3 separate regions of the Homo sapiens genome follow, and regions 1 and 2 are each linked to region 3. A link is a contact called in ENCODE Hi-C or POLR2A ChIA-PET data. All regions are on one chromosome and are shown on one strand. The core of a region is the stretch at or near the end of the contact, and the rest is flanking DNA. Distances in the headings are between cores, read along the strand shown.

Evidence for each region. Hi-C counts contacts between places; a loop is a spot of excess contacts on that map. ChIA-PET counts read pairs that join two places held with the same protein, here RNA polymerase II (POLR2A). Pooled maps may share reads with other maps.
Region 1: a pooled map shows a loop between it and region 3 (3-fold over the local background). The contact joins two enhancer-like sites. A Hi-C loop is called at or near these places in 7 of 50 pooled maps. POLR2A ChIA-PET finds 5 or more read pairs at or near these places in 8 of 52 experiments (BJ, CD8-positive, alpha-beta memory T cell, GM12878 and 5 more).
Region 2: a map with no recorded cell type shows a loop between it and region 3 (5-fold over the local background). The contact joins two enhancer-like sites. A Hi-C loop is called at or near these places in 13 of 168 maps with a recorded cell type or tissue (B cell, Caco-2, GM12878 and 9 more), 32 of 37 single-sample maps with no recorded cell type and 19 of 50 pooled maps. POLR2A ChIA-PET finds 5 or more read pairs at or near these places in 5 of 52 experiments (GM12878, activated CD4-positive, alpha-beta memory T cell, activated CD8-positive, alpha-beta T cell and 2 more).

Annotation. Positions count from the first base shown.
Region 1 is chr18:48,974,262-48,977,005 of GRCh38, forward strand. No RefSeq gene overlaps it. Among named protein-coding and RNA genes, the nearest start is that of SMAD7, 25 kb to the left of the region's middle. RefSeq lists silencers at 1,474-1,593, 1,694-1,993, 2,024-2,143. Within about 2 kb of position 1,375, at least 24 of the 41 ENCODE cell types and tissues checked have a DNase peak (open chromatin) inside an H3K27ac peak, as active enhancers do.
Region 2 is chr18:48,775,955-48,779,021 of GRCh38, forward strand. The region is part of intron 9 of CTIF (cap binding complex dependent translation initiation factor); the gene reads left to right. LOC107985147 (a long non-coding RNA gene) reads left to right here. Exons shown (of 2, transcript XR_001753444.2): 2 at 871-3,067. Among named protein-coding and RNA genes, the nearest start is that of CTIF-AS1, 64 kb to the right of the region's middle. RefSeq lists enhancers at 107-607, 608-1,108, 2,344-3,067, 2,729-2,868 and a silencer at 2,939-3,018. Within about 2 kb of position 1,282, at least 11 of the 41 ENCODE cell types and tissues checked have a DNase peak (open chromatin) inside an H3K27ac peak, as active enhancers do; they include GM12878, where a contact is called at or near this core.
Region 3 is chr18:48,867,719-48,870,598 of GRCh38, forward strand. No RefSeq gene overlaps it. Among named protein-coding and RNA genes, the nearest start is that of CTIF-AS1, 27 kb to the left of the region's middle. RefSeq lists an enhancer at 971-1,080. Within about 2 kb of position 1,338, at least 8 of the 41 ENCODE cell types and tissues checked have a DNase peak (open chromatin) inside an H3K27ac peak, as active enhancers do; they include GM12878, where a contact is called at or near this core.

The DNA.
Region 1 (2,744 bases), core at 125-2,624, 110 kb after region 3:
GACATGCTAATGCACGTGTGTGCTGCTGGGGGGCGGTGGGAGGGGACCCTGACACTAGCTTTGTGAAACAGCATCCCTGTGGGCTCTGTTCCACTCACCCCCCTACCCACCCTGGCAGAGCAGAGGGGAGGGAGGAAGGAAGCAGGCAGGTTAGCAGAGCGCAGGACCAGGCAGTAAAGTCTCCTAGCTGCGCTACCTCGCTACCTCGGGGTGTCCACATTACTCAGCCCCTCGGAGCCATGGGGGTGGGGAGGGCAGGGCCTCCTGGGACAGGACCATAAACCGTTTATGAATCCCTAAATGTCACACATCAAGTCGACATCACCTGTTCACCTTCATTCTTCTCTCCCTTTGTGAAAAGTCTCTCTTCGCATTCCCTCCGGGCCTCTCCCCTCCTGACCCTTTGGAGTAGGAGCCTTCAAAGCCCTGAAGGTTCCCGAGTGATGTGGGAAGTAAAGTTCTCAATGGAGGTCTCCTCCTAGTGAAAGGGCACTCTGTACTTAATGGAACTGGCCAGACCGTGAAGGTTACCTTGACCTTGTCTGCATGATAAATACAACTGGAGCGGGGCGGAAGGCACACCATTCAGAAAAGCAAACTGCTTGCATCTTCTTTATTTTTAATCTCACTCCATTTTGCTTCTCTGCAGGATCAAAGCAAGTTAAGGAGAGACAGCCTCTGTCTTTCAATCCTAGGGGCAGCTCGTGCAGTCGCCCCGCCGCGGCCACTCTCCTAACACGGGCAGAGGGGGCAGCGACGTGCCCCGGTCGCTCAGCCAGCTGGTGGCAGGGCTGTGACGGCAACCCAGGCCCCCAGACGCCTCTCCGCGTCTAGGCGCTTCCCATAATGGAAGGCTTCGCTCCATTAAAAGTTATTTTAGGGAATCCACAAGCCCACCGCCATCCCCCCCAAAGTGGAAATTTTATGTAAACGAGTCAAAATAAAGCAACAGTTTCTTAATAAGTATGTTTGGAGTTACACTCTGGACTAAGACGAGCCGAATCGGGCGAGGGGATGCGGACTTAAAGGTTCCAGTGTTCTTCTCCATACGGCAAGACTATTTTTAAAAATTTAAGGACGTCTTCCAGTCCACAGTCCACACCGCCTACACCCCCGCAGGTCAGACAGGCGCGAGTTCAGCCCGGTGACCCCGCCATCCTCGCGGCCCCCACCCTGGGGCCAGGGAAGAGGGCGTGGCCGACCCCAGCCCCCTCACCGAAACCGGGCCTGTCCCCTCCCCCATCGCGGTCCCGCACGGCGGCGGAGGGGCCGAGGGGTGGCGGCACCGGGATCCCGCCGCCACCCCGGCGCGCACGGAGGCAGGGTTGGGGGAAACACGATTCCTGGGGAGATTGGAGGAGGCGATGCCGCCGAGGCTGCGGGGGAGTTCTCCCGGAGAACTCGGGGGCCGGGTGGGAATGCGACCTCCAGGGCAGCTATCGCTGCTCCCCCGTAACTGCCGCAGGGACCCTCCCGGGGTGGGGGTGGGGACGCGGGGCTTCCGTCCCTTCCGGGCCGCGGAGGTGCAGGCCCGAGGGGCCCGTGCAGTCAGACGTGCAGTGTGCGCGGCCCGTGACTCAGCCGGGTGGCGACGCGAGGCCGGGGAGGCAGGGGGAAGGGGCGGGCGGGCCGGGCGCGCAACCGGGACCCCGCGGCCTCGGGAGAAGCGAGGTGCGCGCGCCCAGGAGTGGGGGGCGGGGCGGCGGGCGCGCGCGCAGCGGAGGCGCCGGGCGGCGGCGAGGGCCGGGCCGTATGCCGTCTTCCCGGCGCCGCGCTCCCAGAGCTCGCGCCGCCTCCCGGGGCGCCGCGCGGGTGGCGCAGGTAGAGGCCGGGCGGGGGTGGCAGCCACCCCGGGGCTCAGGTTCCAGCCGCCAGGCTTGGCCCTCAGCGGGCGCTGTCAGAGGGCGGGCCCGCGGGAGCGGGGCGGCGGCGGCGGCGGCAGAGGAGCGCAGGGCGGGCGGAGACCGTCGGGGTCACCTCTCCAGCCCCCCGCGGTGGCCGAGCCACCCGCAGTTGCGCTCGAGGCGCCGAGGCGGGGTGGCCGAGCGAGACCCGGGCCGGGCGCGGCTCGGGCCGCACAGCCGCGGCGGCGGCTGCAGACCTGTAAACCTTAATGACAGCAATCTTGCCCGTCTGCGCCTCTGACTCACGTGGTGACCCAGCCTCCAGTCACCCGGCGGCCGCCCTCCGGCCTCAGTTTCCCCCGCCGCCGAACAATGAAGCCACTGTGTCGCCGTTCATTTCTGAGCGCCGTTTCACACGCGGAGCGCCGCCGCCTCCCTGGGGAAGGGACCGAGGCGTCCGGCTTTTAATTATCCCCGGTGGGCGGGCGTGGGGAGGCCGCGCTCTGCTGGATAATTGAACCCTGGGACTATTCCCTCGTCAGCCCAAGCTCTTTATCTTAAGCCGTCCTTTCCTCTTCATCGTATTTAAATTTTACCCCTTCCTCTCCACGCTGGTGGGACTGCTTGAAAAACAATGAAATGGGCCGGTTAGGTGGCTCACGCCTGTAATCGCAGCACTTTGGGAGGCCCAGGCTGGGGGATCACCTGAGGTTAGGAGTTCAAGACCAGCCTGGCAAACATGGTGAAACCCTGTCTCTATTAAAAATACAAAAAAAAAAGGGGGGGGGGGAAAGAAATTGGCCGTGCATGTGGCGCATGCCTGTAATCCCAGCTACTTGAGAGGCTGAGGCACGAGAATCAGTAGAACCCGGGAGAAGGAGGTTGTAGTGAGCCGAGATG
Region 2 (3,067 bases), core at 32-2,531, 92 kb before region 3:
GGCGCCTGCTTCTTGCCATTTCAGGCCAAGACCATATTTTCATCCAAAACTAAAACTTCTACCTCAAGAGGCGTGAGTTTCCTGCCAGCCTTGGGCCGTCTTTTGCAGGTGGCAGAGTGGGCTGCTGAATCTGCGACCCTGGCCAGGCTCCAGGGCCTCTGAACCCTGGGGTTTTGCTGAGGCAGGTGGTGTGGCACCAAGGGCCTGGCATCTGAGGCCAGAAGATACCCGCCACCCCTCCCTGGTGAGGTTACTGCCTTGTAGGAGAGGGTAGGGATGCCCACCTCCATATGCCCCCATGTGCCCCAACCAGCCCCTCTTTGTGCACCAGCTGCTTCCAGAGCTATATGGAGATGGGCGCCCACCGCCCAACCAGGCACAGAGGTGCAGTGCTCGCTGTGGGGGAGGGGGAGCATGATGCCACCCCCAGGAGCTCTGCAGGAGCCAGAGCAGGGTTGTGCAGGAGGCTGCCATGGGGCGGGTCTGCACAGCAACACTTGCTGCTTTCACCTCACTCCCCTCTGCAGAAGCCCCTTTTCCTCCCCTCCCTCAAGTGGTGGAGCAGGAGGCAGAAAGTCTGAAGCCAGCCCCTCAACTAATGTCACCGTCTGAGCCTCAGCATCCCCATAGGGGAAACGAGGGCACTGGGTCGGGTGTGGTCTGTGGGTCAGGTCTCCCCAGCCAGGCACCAGGCCCTCTCCAGCAGAGCCTGTGGCACCTCTGTCTGCCTCGCACAGCCCCTCAAGTGCCTTGAGCCTGTGAAGGTTGCAAGGAGGTCTAGGACTAGGGAGAGGCTGGAACCCACTGCGGGTGGGAAGAGAAGATGGGAGCTGCTCTGTCTGCAATCTGGCAGTTGTTTATCCCAAACAGGGAACCAGAAGCTGAGGATTTAAAGGCTCGGCGTGGGAGGAGGTGCTCTGGGCTGCAGGAGATCCGGTGGGGAGCCCCAGCCCTGCCTTTCCCTGGCTGGGCGACCTCAGGCCAGGCCTTCTACCCTGATGGTGGCTTCCTCACCCATAAAACATGGAGAGGTTAGAAGTCATTTCAGACATTCCTTCCAGCTTTGTTATCCCAAAGCAGATGCGCTAGGCAAACAGAGGGTGCCTGCTAAAATGCCTGTTGCTGACTGATTGGTTAGCGGGTTGACCAGTGCAGAGCAGGACCCATCCCCAACTCTCCCCACCCGGCGGGTCTGGCCGGCTCCTTCCCACCCGCCTGGCCCCATTTACAGAGTCTGGGGCCTGCTTGGCTTGTGTGTGCTGGCGGCAGCACCTGCTGGGTGGGCAGGGCGGCCTGCAGGGGGCACCAGTGTGCAAGGCCAGCCCTTCCTGCCTGCGGCCACCTCCCAGCATCTTGGCATCCTGGGGGCTGTCCCACAGGGAAGATTTAAACTATATGATGGTGACCGCCACCAAGCCACCCTCCTATGTGCAATTTTCAGACCCCTTGGGGTCCCAGCCCTGAGTCCAGAAACCTCAGGCTGAGAGTTGGACTAGAACCCACAGCAAGGGTCCCCTCCAGACCTCCAAAACGGGCCAGTGTAGTACTCATTCCCATTTTATACCCAAGACAACCAGGGCTCTTGGAGGCCACAGGAGGGCCACCGAGGTCTCAGGTAGCTTAGAAGGAGGACAGAGCATGGGTCCTGGATTCCCTGGGAACAGTGCCTGCCCAGAGACCCAGCTGCCCTTAGGAACGAATGAGTATCAACCAGCTGAGGCTGCATTTTCTTAAAATGCATTGGTTTGTCTAGTGTTGTTTATGTTCTTTCTCAAACAGCAGGAAGAGGTTGTGGGAAGAGCCCTGGCTGTCAACAGGCTTCTCCCATGCAGTAGGGGTGGACAGAGGGACTGCAGCCAGGGTCAAGGGCAGGCCATGGGGCGGTGGGACAGAGAGCAGGCCGCAGCCTCATCTGGCCTCAGTAGCCTTGTACAGAGGCAAAGGGGCTTCCGTGTGGGGTGTCAGCTCCTTCCACACCTGCCTGGACCCGGAAACAGGCATGCCTTGAGTCACCAGCAGTGGGCAGCCGTAGAGTCACTGTTTCAACACCGCCAATTTGTTGGTCCCACGCCTGGGGCCCCTGTGGTCATTGCAGTATGTTTTATGGAACATTCTGTGAGGATTCCTCTTGGGGTTTTTTAGCAGCCACCCGTTAGGATGTTCCTAAAGTAGAAGGCAAACAGCCCACAGGGCCTCAGAATTCTAGAAAAAATGTCTGTGCACAGCATGGGAGCCTGAGCCAGGAGGGCATTCTCAGCCATCTTCTAAGGAGCCAGGTAGAAAAATGGGGTCGATTCTATTGTAGTTACTTCCTTATTTTAGCTATTCATTCAGAAATGTTAGCTGTTCAAAGGGTATGTCATTTATCAATCAGGAGGCGGGAGCCCCAGGTCTGCAGGAGTGCAGGGGAGGATGTGAGCAGGTCAGTCACAAGCTAACTTAGAACAAGCATTCAATCCCCCAGAAAATGCACCGGGGAAAGCCACAGGCATTCCCTTTTGGTAGAAAAGGTCCCTGGTCTATCTTCATCGATGGGACTCTCATCCGGGGTTTGTACCAGGGGAACCTGGCCAGGGGATGGCCGTTCAGCCTCTGGGCATGTTGGCAGAAGGGGTAGTTCATGGTGTGCCCTGGGCACCCCATTTCTGATTTCTACCCCTGAGCCAGGAAGGCCTCTCCCATCAACCACCGTGGGACTGTGAAGCAGGTAACAGGCAGAGGTGGTGGGGGTGTCCAGGGGCCTGAGGTGGCGGTGAGGATGGGCATGGAGTACTACACTTCATTGAAATGCCAGCAGCCAGGAGGTGAGCACCTTGGGTTGGGAGTGCTCCCTGAACCCCAGAACTGGAGGCGTTCTGGGGGCATTCTCACTAGCACCGCATCGGGACACATCAGTCCAGCAGGTCGCGCTGGTCCCTGGGGAGCCCAGAATGACAGTTTGTTTCTTTTTGTTCTGGCTGACAATGATGCCACAAAGCTGTTTCAGCCCTGACTGAGAGTACAGGATCTGGACAGCCCCGATTTGAATCCTAAGTTTAATACTTCGTAGCTGTGTGGCCTGGGCAAG
Region 3 (2,880 bases), core at 88-2,587:
GGCTGAGACAGGAGAATCGCTTAAACCCAGGAGGCAGAGATTGCAGTGAGCCAAGACCGTGCCATTGCACTCCACCCTGGGTGACAGAGCGAGACTTAATCTCAAATAATAATAATAATAATAATAATAATAATAATAATAATAATAATAATAATAATATGGCCAGGATCCCACAGCTGACCTGAAGCAGAGATGGTTCAAGGGTGATGCTCTGTCTCCTAGTCTCATCACCTGTGCCCACGTCTTTCAAGTGAACCCCTACTTGGGTCCCACCTTGTGCTGGGGGTGCTATAAGGAAATAAGCAAAGGAGACAATGCCTTAACCACCTTGGCATGGTCAGTCTCCTGGGAGCTGGAATTTCCAGACAACAGACAACCTCTCATAGGCCTAGCCCAACTCTGGGTAGGTCCTGGTGCAGGGTCCCTGCCTGTGGCATCTGCTGTGCTACAGAGAGCCAACACCTGGCCCAGGCCTTCCAATGGGGACCATTCAGGGCTTGACGAAGCTTCACTTTCCAGCCCCAGAGAGGAAGGACCACCATTCCCCTCCCTTCCCAGAACAAATCAGGTGAAACCCAAATACCCACCTAGGCCAAAAGAAGAAAACTTCCAGTGGGAACCAAGACAGGCTAGCAAGGTGAAAAGAGACTTATTCTATAGCATTTCCCCCAAATAACAAAAGTGTGATTAAAGCAGGTGAGAAGCCAATTTTAACAACACTTGTATGCATACACAGACCCTTGCAATTCTGCACACTCTAAAATCTTACTTTTTGTGGCTTAGAATGTTTCAGCACTCAGTGGAGTTTCTGCAGCCAGCAGTCACACCTACAGAGTTTCAAATCCGTGTAAACGCTGTGTCAGCCTAACCACCAGTGTGATTCTGTGTCATTCGGGGGCAAATGTTGATGTTTCTTGGGTAAGTGAAAGATCATGCAGAGAGCTTCCGGAAGACCATCCTTAGGAGCTGAACTGAAAGAAGGCCTCTCAGAGGGGCCACAGCCTCCTTCTCCCTGTGCTAGAGACAAGTCCCTAATAGCCATCTATGCTCAATGGGACTCAATGTGTCTCGGGAGCCTGGAAGCCTTTTTCTGCCCCATTCCTGACATCATGCCACCTACACATCAGACACAAGGCACCCGGCCCACTCCATCACCTCCAGTTCCCAGAAATGTGCAGGGAGCTCAGGTCAGGGCTCTTGAATCTCCTGCTGACCCAGCAGAACATACGACACAAAGGCATCTCAAAGGCAAACAAAATGGGTGGGAGGGAGGCTCATGGCCCAGGCGCGTCATCAGTGCAGTCCTGTTCAGCCAGGGCAAGGCTCAGCCGGGTGCAGCTTAGAGGAAAAGGAGAAGTGCTGAGGCTGAGCAGGTGGGGAGGGACTGTAACTCATGAGGTGTGTCGCCAGATTGGAAAGGGGGCTCAGGGTCCGTGTTGCCTAGCTACTGCCATGTCACTGTGTGACTAACAAGCCCCAAATCTCAGGAACTGCAACACAGAGGTTCACTGTTCCTGATCACAGGTCTGCAGATGGGCTGTCTCTGATCCACACCATGGCCTCCCTTTCTGGTGAGAAGGGGCAGAGCTCAGCATGCAGTGAGTCACAGAAGTTAGAAAGCACGTGCCTCTGTCTACTGCCACCTCTTTCAGGAAGCTCTCCCTGACTGCTCCCTAGTCAGGGTTACAGATCACCCCTCGGGGCTCCCACAGCTGCCAGGGATGTTCTGCCACAGTCCTGCTCCCTGGGCATGGCCATTGGTGTGTAGATGGCAGATGCCTGCTGAGGATGAGCGTGACTTCGTCCCCTCTGTCTCCCCAGCACTAAGCCAGGGCCTGGCCCCAGCAGGTGCCCCATAAGCATGTGGGGGATGAAGGGAATGGTCCAGGTACTAAGGGACTGAGGGGCTTGGGGAGGGAAGAGCCAGCTGTGCCTGGAGCCACATACTCGAGGCAGGGCACTCAGGGCCAGGGAGGAATACAGGGTGGGGCACGGGCAGGGCCTTCCAGTGGGGAGGGCTGGGGGTCCTCAGGGGCCTGATGTCTCACTGTCTAGAGAGGCCTGGAGGTGGGTGGGGAGTGCTCTGTGGTCATGGGTGCCAGAGTCTTAGCCAGTGCGGAGGGCACCTTCGTGCCAGTTAGGAGGTGCCCTTCCTCCAGGTGCCCAGCCCTGCCCCAGAACCCTGGGAGCTGCCTCAGACCCACAGCTGGGCACCCTTGTGTAGGACACAACCTGGGCGCTGCATGTGAGACTCTCTGGGTGTGGAGTGTGACTGTGTTGTGTGGGGGTGCGGGATGTGGTATATACGCACACACGCAGGGAGCGGGGTATGTGTGGTTGGAGAGGGTTGCGTTGTGTGTTGTGTGGGGTGCGGGATGTGGTATATACGCACACACGCAGGGAGCGAGGTATGTGTGGTTGGAGAGGGTTGCGTTGTGTGTTGTGTGGGGTGCGGGATGTAGTATATACGCACACATGCAGGGAGTGGGGTATGTGTGGTTGGAGAGGGTTGCGTTGTGTGTTGTGTGGGGGTGGGGGATGTGGTATATACGCACACGTGCAGGGAGCGGGGTATGTGTGGTTGGAGAGGGTTGCGTTGTGTGTTGTGTGGGGTGCGGGATGTGGTATATACGCACACATGCAGGGAGCGGGGTATGTGTGGTTGGAGAGGGTTGCGTTGTGTGTTGTGTGGGGTGCGGGATGTGGTATATACGCACACGTGCAGGGAGCGGGGTATGTGTGGTTGGAGAGGGTTGTGTTGTGTGTTGTGTGGGGGTGGGGGATGTGGTATATACGCACGCACGCAGGGAGCGGGGTATGTGTGGTTGGAGAGGGTTGCGTTGTGTGTACATGGTGTGAGAATGGAGAATTAGTGTGGTA